Linked DNA regions of Homo sapiens: region 1 is linked to region 2. The links are chromatin loops, found by intact Hi-C in ENCODE. Cell type or tissue: dorsolateral prefrontal cortex. All regions are shown on one strand. Each heading gives the region's core, and the rest is flanking DNA. Links, peaks and the distances in the headings are about the cores only. Region 1 holds the start of PACRG-AS1 (PACRG antisense RNA 1). Region 2 overlaps PACRG (parkin coregulated).

Region 1 (5,361 bases), core at 362-5,361, 71 kb before region 2:
ATTGAAGCAGCCCTGAGTCCGGCTTAACTGTCACACAGGACCTTGGGCGTGCACCCTGCGGCTGCGGGTGGGATTCTGTTCCTGGAGGCTGCAGAACACACCTGGCCTTGCTGCACCAGCTCCAGGCTGGCGTGTGGTGGACAGATGGAGTGGGCAAAGCACTTCACTTCCCCGAATGCAGGCTTTCTCCTCTAGGATGGAAGCGATGCCGGCCTTACAGTGATCCAGGAGTTAAGAAGAAATTACTTAGGCAGATAGTGAGGGTACGGAAGTCCTCAGTAAGGTTTTCCTTTTCATGTAAAGCAGGCCCAAATTAGTTTCCTTTCTAACAAAGAGCAGCCTGTAAAATCGAGCTGCAGACATAGATGCCGGCAGTTGTGCCAGTCAAGTTCAAGACGGTGACTCCATCTTCCCTTCTCTTTGTCAGCCACGTGCACAGTAAGGGGCAGACAAGATGGCCTGGCCAACAGGAAAGTTCATTTGCATAATAAGATTAGGGTGGGGCGGCCAGGCTTCCCCCTGTGCTATATAAACGTCATACCTGATGGGACCAATCTGTAAGCCCTAATGTAAACCAGACACCGCCTCCTCAAACCTGACTATAAAATCCAGCGCATCTGCTGGCCAGCCTTTTCCTCTGGGAAGTCCCCTCTCTCTCACTAGAGAGAAAGCTGTTTTCCTTTCTCTTTCTTTCTCTCTCCTTTGCCTATTAAACCTCCATTCCTAAACTCCTCATGTGTGTCCATGTCCTCAGTTTTCCTGGTGTGAGACAATGAACCCCGGGTATTTACCCCAGACAACATAGCTTCTTCAACAGGCTGTTGTGAGCAGCAATAACAATCTCCACAGAGGGCCCAGGGCGTCATGTTGGCCTCTGGCCTCTGCCCACCCTGTCCACCCCCACATCCCAGGCCCTGGGTTGCTCCTGAGGCTGCTTTAGGCTCCTCTCCCGCTGCACTGGGGCTGTGGCCCTGCAAGCAGCCAGGAGGCTCAAACCCAGCAGAAGAGGAAATGGGAGGGCAGGGAAGACCCAGACACCCAACCACAAAGAGACCGCCATGACAGAGCCATGACTGTGGCAGGTGGGTAGGGTGCACAGGCCGGGGACCCCCTGTGTCCTTCCCCCACTGAGGGCACTGCTCAGGAGGGGGTCCTCACGTGTTGGGCCTGTCTCACATTGCTGTAAAGAAACACATGAGACAGGGTAATTTATAAAGAGAAGAGGTTTAATTGGCTTGCAGTTCTGCAGGCTGTGCAAGAAGTATGGTGCCGGCATCTGCTGGGCTTCTGGGGAGGCCTCAGGGAGCTTTTACGCATGGCGGGAGGGGAAGTGGGAGCAGGCAGGTCACATGGCAGGGGCAGGTGTAAGACAGGGGAGGGGCTACACACTTAAAGGACCAGATCTTTCTAGAACTCACTCACCATGGCGAGGACAGCACCAAGCCATGAGGAATCTGCCCCTGTGATGCAAGCACCTCCCACCAGGCCCCACCTCCAACACTGGGGGTTATATCTCAACATAAGATTGGATGGGGACAAATCTCCAAACAATATCACCTCACTTCTGGGGGTTATGTCTCAACATAAGATTGGGTGGGGACAAATCTCCAAACAATATCACCTCACTTCTGGGGGTTATATCTCAACATAAGATTGGGTGGGGACAAATCTCCAAACAATATCACCTCACTTCTGGGGGTTATGTCTCAACATAAGATTGGGTGGGGACAAATCTCCAAACAATATCACCTCACTTCTGGGGAGGGGAAGATGGCTAGCATGGCCACGGTGAGCTTCTATCCTGAGTCTGGTCAAGGAAATGTGAGCCAATCTCACCAGAACCCTCTAAGCCCAGGACAAGGGGTGTTCTCAACATACACCAACCATGCAAGTAGGGTTCCTTGGGTCGCTTTGAAGGAAAAAAATTACAACTACAACTTTCATAAAGAAGCTAAAAATAAACAGATTAAATCTCATCTGTGATTAAATCCCAGTGATCCCTCACCATGGTTTTTGTCTGTGGTTCTTGGGAAATTAAAAAGTGTTTGTCCAGTCACTGATGATCAATCAGGTTTTAAAAACCAGGAGTAACTGAGAGGTCTCTGAAAAAAGAATGTAACGTTGGAACACGGGAGACAGAAGGAAGTCAGGTGTGGCCAATGGCAGTGAGGAGTTGTGGGGTGTTTGTGAATAAAAGGAGCCACACATCTTTGAAGGATGGACTGAACCAGGCTGACATTTTCACCAATAAAATGTGGAGGAAACAAACTTCAAAGTAATAGGGTCTATGTTCACGGTGGCCAAAAAGAAATGCTTTCTGGTATTCTGTGCTAACACCCAACATCACTTCTCAGGTGTGTAATGTGGAAAACATTAAAGTTTCATGCCTTGGTTTTCAGAGCCATAAACAAACTTAAACAAACGGGTTCCATGGTGTGCATGGAACCTGGTCAGGGCTGTGACATCTGCGTGACACTGGAAACTGGTGCCACGTCACAGAAGGCAGGCTGGTCACAGCGTTGTTTCCCCTGATGACCCGAATGGCCACATCATCTAAGATGAACTTGTCTGGGATTTCAGAGTGGAGTGTATAGGTTTCTGTTCACATTGTTTTGTTTGTTTTTGTTTTTGTTTGAGATGGAGTCTCGCTCTGTCGCCCAGGCTGGAGTGCTCACTGAAACCTCTGCCTCCTGGGTTCAAGTAATTCTTGTGCCTCAGCCTCCCGAGTACCTGGGATTACAGGTGCGTGCCACCATTCCCGGTTAATTTTTGTATTTTTAGTAGGGGGTTTCACCCTGTTGACCAGGCTGGTCTTGAACTCCTGGCTTCAAGCTAGCCACTCGCCTTGGCCTCCCAAAGGGCTGGGATTACAGGCATGAGCCACTGCGCCTGGCCTCTGTTCACCTTGTTTATTCTCTATTTATTTCATATTTTATATTTATATGTTTCACTTATCTTCTATTGAAAGATTACGTGTCAGCACAGTATTAAGTGATTTTCACAAAATACCTCCAATGCCTCCCTCCCATTTTGCAGATGGAGAAAGTAAGGCTGGAGAGTAAAGGCAGAGCTGCAGTTTAGTTGGCCTTGAATCCTAACCAAAGGGTTTTACTCTCCACCTCACACCGGTCTCTAGCCCTCATTTTGTGTTTTAGATTGGAGGCCAGTTTCTCTGCTCTCAAGGCTCGCCTAGACTATCTGTGTATCCAAATGACACCACCTCTTTTTAACTCCAATCCACCATGCTGTCACAAAGCCCCTGAGATCTTTGTCTACTTGTTTTACAGCCCTGCTGTGAACAAACATTGGGATCCAGATTTTAACTTTTTTTTTTTTTTTTGGAAAAACAGTACAGTGTTTGCTCTTTAGTGGGAACTACGCTCCCAGTCCTGCAGGCTGGCATGGTGCAGTGAATTTCCACATGCCTTCACCCCTGTGAGCTCCACAGCAACCACAGCCGGGAGGGCGGGCCTTCCTCCGGCAATGAAGGGTGGCCTCCCTTGCGGCTGAAGAAACAGAAGCCGTCCACACATTTTCACTGCTTTGCAGATTCGTACAGATCTTTTCCAGAATAAAGCATTATTCGGCCAGGACGCCTCAGCCTCTTCTGTGAGATGTGGTGGTATTTGTCAGCTATGTGGCCTTTGCCCTGCTGGTGACATGAGTAGCTATTGAAACAGGTCTCCAAGACTCAATCTCTTCCTTCTCAATAAAGCATTTTAATCAATTTGGTTGTTTGTTTGGGTCATATTTGCTGAGCCCTGAATTGATGGAAAAATCACTCCAGCAGGACGTAGCCTCTCCCCTCTCCACAAACAAAGATCCACCACATAATATTAGATTGAGACAAATATTGTCACAGTTCAGGAATGTTTTGCAGTTGGGTTCTCTCTAAACTGCAAACATTCTTTTAATATGGGGAATTCCTATGAGAGCTGTAAAAATCCTACTCATATGACATATTACCCCCTCTTGAATGAAGCCTACTGAAGAGTTATTAAAAATTTACCTTGTTGTCAATAAAGTTCTTTATGGGACATTTTTCTGGCTGCATTTTAATGTCATGTTCGCTGCCCCAGATGTATGAGGAAGGAGACAAAAAGGCCATTTAAAGCTCTGGTTCTAGAATGCCCCTATTATGCATTTGATGAAATCAAGTGGCATGTGGGTTTGCTGTATGTGGACATAGTTTTGGCTGTAGGTTGTTTTCACGAACCCACAGAGACAGAAACCTGCGGCAATGGAGAAAATGCTAATACAGACATCTTACTTCAGTGTCTGGCAAACAAGATTATACGTAAGTCATTTTAGAAGAACTGATTCTGATTATTTGAATTTTGAGCCTCCACTAGAAAGATTTCTTTCTGTATTAATGGAAATGATTCATTTTTTAAAAAAGTCTCAAATGTAAAGACAACAATTACATCGAATATTTCGAAATGCCATGTTGAACAGTGAAACTTCTAAGCCTTTATTTTATTATTATTATTTTTTTGATAACACTTGAAGCAAAGATAATAGGATTTTACAATATTGGCTTTTTACTGATGGACTGAAAGCACATTTTTCTAAGGTACACCTATTATTCTTGTTCTAGACTGAGGACGATGTAGACGTCAGCTTCCCTGACGAGGGAAGCTGCAGCTTTCTGATGATTCCTGAAGCCTACATTCTATTAATTTCCCCGAAGAGCCCTATTGCCTAATGGAACATTGTGAGAATGGCCAGTCTGGAAAGCAGGATCAGTGGAGCTGGCTTCTGGCTCACTGGCTTTCAGCTGAGCCTTCCAAATGGCTGGGAATGAACATCCAGTTAGAAGCCTCGGTTTGGAACAGTGGTTCTCAGACTTCATGGTGTGTGACAGTCACTGGGGAACTTGTCCAAACACAGATTGACAGACCCCATCCCAAAGTTTCTGATTCAGCGGCTCTAGGGAGGGCCCTAAGAACACGAGCTCCTCTTCCCAAGCTCCCAGGTGACGCTGAGGTTGCTGCCCCGGGAGCCCACTTTGAGAACTGCTGATCTAGGGTGTGCTGGGGTAACTCTGGCTGTCAGAGGGGTCAGGACACTTGGTCTCCTTCTCTTTGGTCTCACTGAGAATGTGAATGTGAATGGCCTTTTGAGGCCACTTGCACTGAGTCCTCTACAGGGCACACTGGACGGCGGGGGAGCGTCTGGAAGGGGTCTGCACACCGGCTTGCAGCCTCAGTGATGCTCATCTAGTGCGGGTCCTGCGTGGTCCCCAGAGGAACCCAGTGAGAAATCCGGAGGAGACGGTGAGTGTGTCACGTGGCGTCCACACCAGACCCCTGCTTAGGCTGCAGCTCACACGAAGGATGTTGGTCTGTCTTTGAACAGACA
Region 2 (5,376 bases), core at 228-5,227:
AAAAAATATTTAAAAGATAATAAAAGACTTGAATAAGTTGACATCAATCAATCTATCTGTTCATACACTTACATATATACAGTATTCCTGAAGGAGAAGGAAAATATTGTCTCAAGCAAATTAATAGATTTATATAATCCAACTAAGAAAAGGAAGAAGAGGATTAACTCTATGAGATATTTGAAAACATAGAGAAACAGCAATGAACGTAGTTTGATAGTTGTAAAAAAATAACAATTTAAATGAGTGGAACTGACTAAGGGATCAGAATCCACCTTCTGAATAACGGCTCCTTCTGTGTCTTACGTAATTAGTCTCATGGAACTATTTCTTATACCACCACTGACTTGTTCAACCAACTGCGCCTCTCACCTGGATAACTGGTATAGTCTTTCCTAACTGGGCTCTCTGCTGCTGCCTGAACCCCCTTACCCCTATCCATACAGCCCCCAGAATGCCCCCTTTAACACAGATCATTGCCCTGTTGTGTTCAAAGACCTTCTCAACTCAACATGTACGGGGTTGAGTTGTGTCTCCCCAAAAGATGCGCCCCACTGCTAACCTGCATACCTGTGAGTGTGCCCTTATTTAGAAATAGGGTTTTTGCAGATGTTATTAAGGATCTCGGTATAAGAACATCCTAGATTTAGTTAGAATGGGCTCTAAATCCAATGACTTGTGTCCTTATAAGAGACAGATAGGCAGAGACGCCGAGACACAGACAAGAAAAGACCACGTGAAGATGGCGGCAGAGATTGGAGTGATGTGTCTACGAGCCAAGGAACACCAAAGGTCGCTTGCAACTGCCAGGATCCAGGGTTCCCCCTGCCTTTAGTCTCCCTCAGAGCCTCTCGAAGGAAACGACATGGCCAACACCTTGATTTCGGACTTTTGGCCTCTGCAACTGTGAGAGGATAAGTGTCTGTTTCTTTAAGCCACCAAGTTGCGGTCATTAGTTACAGCATCCCCAGGACATGGACCTCCCGTCTCACTCAGGGTCACCGTCAGTGTCCTCACAGTGAAGTCTCTACATGAACTGCCGGCCACCTTCCCTGTCACCTCCTACCACTCTTGCCTTCACTCGGGCACTGGCCTCCTTCAAGGCACCGACGTGTCCCTTCTTGGGGCCTTTGCATGTGCTTTCTGTGGGCTGGAACGTTTTCCTCACGGATCCATCATCCCTGGGGGTCTTTGTCAATGTCCCCTTCTTGGTAAGGCCTTCCCTAACCACCTGGCTTTAGGTTGCACCTCACCACCTGGCTGGAATTTTCTATTCCCCTTCTTTGTTTTATTTTTCTTCATGAAATTGATCACCATGTGATAGATGATAGTTTATTTCCTTGTTTATCTTGTCTCCTCCAACGAGAATCCTCTGTAAGTACAGATGTGACAGCCAAGCTGTTCACTGTTGCATCTTCAGCACCCAGAATAGTGCCCCGCACGTGGTGGGACTCAGCATGTGTTTGTTAAACTAATGCAAATAGACTGAATTTTGAGTCAGAATGGAATATACAGTAAAACAGGCAGTACAAAGCAGTGGGGGAGGATTAATAGCTGATTTTGAGATATAGCACATTAGAGAAAAATTAATTTCAGATACACATCCTATCCTGTGAACTAAAAGAAAATTAAAGTCAAATATGTTTAAAAATTCATAGAAAAATTAGCAGAACGTAGAATAGTACATGAGCCTCTGGAAGGATAATAACTTTCAAAGAGTGAAAGCAGTTGGGGAAGTTATAAAGCTAATAGTGATACATTCTGCTGTTTAAAAATTTTGTACCATTTGTGCCCCCTTGCTTCCAGTAAGAATCAGGGGCTGGACATGGTGGCTCACACCTGTAAACCCAGCACTTTGGGAGGCCGAGGCAGGTGGATCACTTGAGGCCAGGAGTTTGAGACCAACCTGGACAACATGGTAAAACCCCATCTCTACTAAAAATACAAAAATTAGCTGGGTGTGGTGGCTCAGGCCTGTAGTCCCACTACTTGGGAGGCTAAGGCACGAGAGTTGCTTGAACCCGGGAGGCAGAGGTTACAGTGAGCTGAGATCATGCCATTGCACTCCAGCCTGGGTGACAGAGCAAGGCTCTGTCTCAAACTCTGTTTCAAAAAAAAAGAACAAGAAGAAGAAAAAGAATCAGGACCTGTTGTTGTTCCCAGGTGATTGGGTGGGTCGCCCCCAAGGCCCAGGTCTCTTTCTCCCTGGCTGCCCACCTGCTGACTGTGCCTGACAACCTGCCATCCTGCTTGACCCTCAGACAGAGCCTGTATTCTTGCCCCATGCACAGACCTCCTCTTGGCCTGCAGGATGGTGTCCAGTTGCCTCTATGCAAACACCTGAGTGGCTGCTGCCCGTCAGTCACCTCCTGGACATTGAAGGTACCTGGATTCAGGTCACCTGCCTGCCTGCCTGGAAATCCTTGCAGTACCCTTTGACACCAAGCCTGGCCAGGTTGGTCTCTCAGGCTGGTCCTGGGCTTGGGGACCTAAATTGCAGTTTCTTCTTCCTCTTTATTCGGGCTCTCCTTTCCTGAGCCTCCCAGGTGACACCAACAATTCTATGTAGACAGCACAGAACTCTGCAGCCGGGCAAAATCCAGTTTTAGGGAGAGGTGCTATTCTAGCTGGATGTTGCCATGGACATTGGGTCTTTCTTGTTCTTTGGTTGATGATGGGTCTAAGTCCAGGTTAACTTGCTAACCTCTCAGGGCAACACGTTGTTTCTCATGTGCTGCGTGAGCCTCGGTTTCACGTGTAAGGGAGAACCTGACGTAGAAAGCCCGTGGCTTGTGTAATTAAATAGTTGATTAGAAAAAGAAGGTGTTAAGATACTGAGGAGGCACCAGGAAAAGAGTGAGGCTGAAGATCATCTCTTCTGTTACAGCCCACGCTTTAAAAACATCAGCACAGTGCAGGCCAAGCCCAGTGGTGCAGCTGTAACTGTTTTCCTTCCTTCAAATCCTGCTGGCCTATGGGGTGGACGAGAGAAGGGAGTGAGGAGGGGGCACCTTCTGGGCAGAGTGGCAATGGTTCTGCCCTGCTGCACGGGCAGGGGTCCAGGACAGCCTCATGGCTGTTATCTTCCCTTGATCAATTATGGGTAACACATGGCTTACTTGGAACCCTTGTTTACCTCACCTCGTCCTGGACAGTGACCTTAAAGGGGAGAGCAAACTACATTTCTGAGGCCATCTGAGCCCACTCGCGAGCTGAAGAACCCAGACTATGTGCTGACGGGAGGGCTCAGGTCCTGGTTCACAATTGCTTTGTCTATTACTTGTAGCAAAACATATAACAATGGATCTGTTTGTTGGGATTGTTTTCGGGTGGAATTTAAAGTCCTACTTCAATGGGGCCTCATGTTTTTTATTGTTGTGCCTCTTCCCTAAAGTGAGAAACAATTTCAGAGTCTCCCCTCCCATCCTCCTCCCCCTTCATCAGCGCATTTCTCTTTCAGGCGCATATTTTTGGTCATTCATGGGGCTTCAGACTCTTGCGATCCACAGAAAATTTCTTCCAGAGCAGCTGCCTTAAAAAATCAGATGTCAGTTTTAAGATCAGACATATTACATGATGAATGAGATTTTTTTTAAAGTGCTGTTGCATTTTAAGTTGGCTCAGGGCTATGTTGAAATTGCTGCTGTCCCGATGCCCAAGATGCAGAGGCAGGGCTGGCCCTGGTGGTAGCAGGAGAAGTGGCTGGCCCTCCGCTTCTGCCCTGTGCTCTACACCCGTCCCTTTCTCCTGGATCCTCCCTTGTCCCCAAGGCTTCCAGTGAGCTTGGGGTGCCACTGCAGCCGTCCACCCTGGCTCCCCGTCAGGGGTCTCCAGGAACACTAAGCCCCTCCCTCTCAGAGCTGGGAGCCCTGCTCCAGTGGCACTCAGTGACTGCAGGGCCGGGAGCACGTCCTTTGGAGGAGCAGGCCAACTCGGAAATGTGTGCCCCAAGAATGATTATCCAAGAGTGGAATTTCAGGCTCAAGGAGGCACCTGGTGAGGGAAGATAGTTTTGTGTGGCTTAATCTCTTCTAATATTACTCTGGTCCTGATAACGTGCATTCTATTTATAAAACTGACAGTGCAGTTTTTGGGCCAGGTGATGGGGAACATTCTTTCTAGGGTAGATTTGACCACCACCTGGCTGAGTAAGCTTATACAACATGGCTAAATTCTTTGGGCCTCAGTCTCCTCTCCTGTAAAATAAGAAGGTTTAGATAGACAATCTCCAATTTCCCTCCTACCCCTAAAATAAATTTTAGATAGACAGACATTTAGACATGTGTCCTGAAACTTTAAAAAGTTTAATTTGTTCTGAAACTTTAAAATGCCTTTGGATTCCAACCAATTCGATTTTATTAATAGAATTATATTTCTTAGAAATATCACAAGAGCTCATCTATTTTTTTACATTTTCTGATTTCTTTCTTTCTTTCCTTTTTTTTTTTTTTTTTTGAGACAGTCTCACTCTCTCACCCACGCTGGAGTGCAGTGGTGCGATCTCCCCTCACTGCAACCTCTGCCTCCTGGGTTCAAATGATTCTCCTGCCTCAGCCTCCCGAGTAGCTGGGATTATAGGAACACGCCACCATGCCTGGCTAATTTTTGTATTTTACTTAGTAGAGACAGGGTTTCGCCACGTTGGCCAGGCTGGTCTCGACCTCCTGGCCTCAAGTGATCTGCCTGCCTCAGCCTCCCAAAGTGCTGGGATTACAGGTACGAGCCACCATGCCTGGCCAGATTTTCTGATTTCTTTAGCATCTTATTTCTTTGTAGTTCTTGACATCTGAATAGGTCAAAGCAGCAATGGAGAAGAAACACACACACATACTCAGTCACTGGACATGATTCTTAGTCAGAATTTGCTTACTTTTAGTTTCAAAGCTCACTCACCATCTCCTTGGTGACCCAGCCTGAAGTTGTAAGCGACTGCACAAGAGTATAACGTAGTCACTACATGTAATATACTTTGTCTTTTGTTCTGTTAGGAATCAGACCCTTTTCCAATTAAATCTGCTTCTTGCCAACAGGTTAAAAGCGTCTTTGTGAATGTGTGAGGAAAACACTGGTGAGGTGTCCGTTAGGAGATAAACCAGTTGACAAATTGAAAGCTGGAGCATCTAGTTCACAATCCCTAAGCCAAAACTTAGGAGTGGAAAGATGACAGTCACGGACTCTGCACGGTGAGCCCCGCCTGCAGCACTGCCCCTCTGGCCTTCACAGCGGGGCTCTCATCAGCGCCTACCTCAAGCGTCACCTCCTCAGTCAGAGCCACGGGACCCAGCCCTCTCCGGCCCCTGCCTGGACTGGATTCTCTTCCTAGCAGTTACCATCCCAGAATCACCCGTGCAGTGATTTGTTTCCCCGATGATGTCG

What was found. Hi-C counts contacts between places; a loop is a spot of excess contacts. Peaks named below come from ENCODE experiments on the same cell type or tissue, not always from the same donor. Only the 100,000 strongest peaks of a DNase experiment are listed, where the experiment ranks them.
Region 1: it touches region 2 in a loop (3-fold over the local background); 8 of 110 quality-filtered maps call a loop at or near these places.

What each region holds. Positions count from the first base shown.
Region 1 is chr6:163,323,306-163,328,666 of GRCh38, reverse strand. It overlaps PACRG-AS1 (PACRG antisense RNA 1), which reads left to right and starts at 4,194. Exons shown (of 6, transcript NR_028390.1): 1 at 4,194-4,297; 2 at 4,598-5,276. In dorsolateral prefrontal cortex, for the core only: a CTCF peak has its summit at 3,443; DNase peaks (open chromatin) are centred at 3,466, 4,786 and 5,246; H3K4me3 peaks cover 1,548 bases; H3K27ac peaks cover 5,000 bases.
Region 2 is chr6:163,252,377-163,257,752 of GRCh38, reverse strand. All of the region lies in intron 4 of PACRG (parkin coregulated), which reads right to left. Among named protein-coding and RNA genes, the nearest start is that of PACRG-AS3, 63 kb to the right of the region's middle. In dorsolateral prefrontal cortex, for the core only: CTCF peaks have their summits at 2,959 and 3,236; a DNase peak (open chromatin) is centred at 3,002; H3K4me3 peaks cover 484 bases; H3K27ac peaks cover 5,000 bases.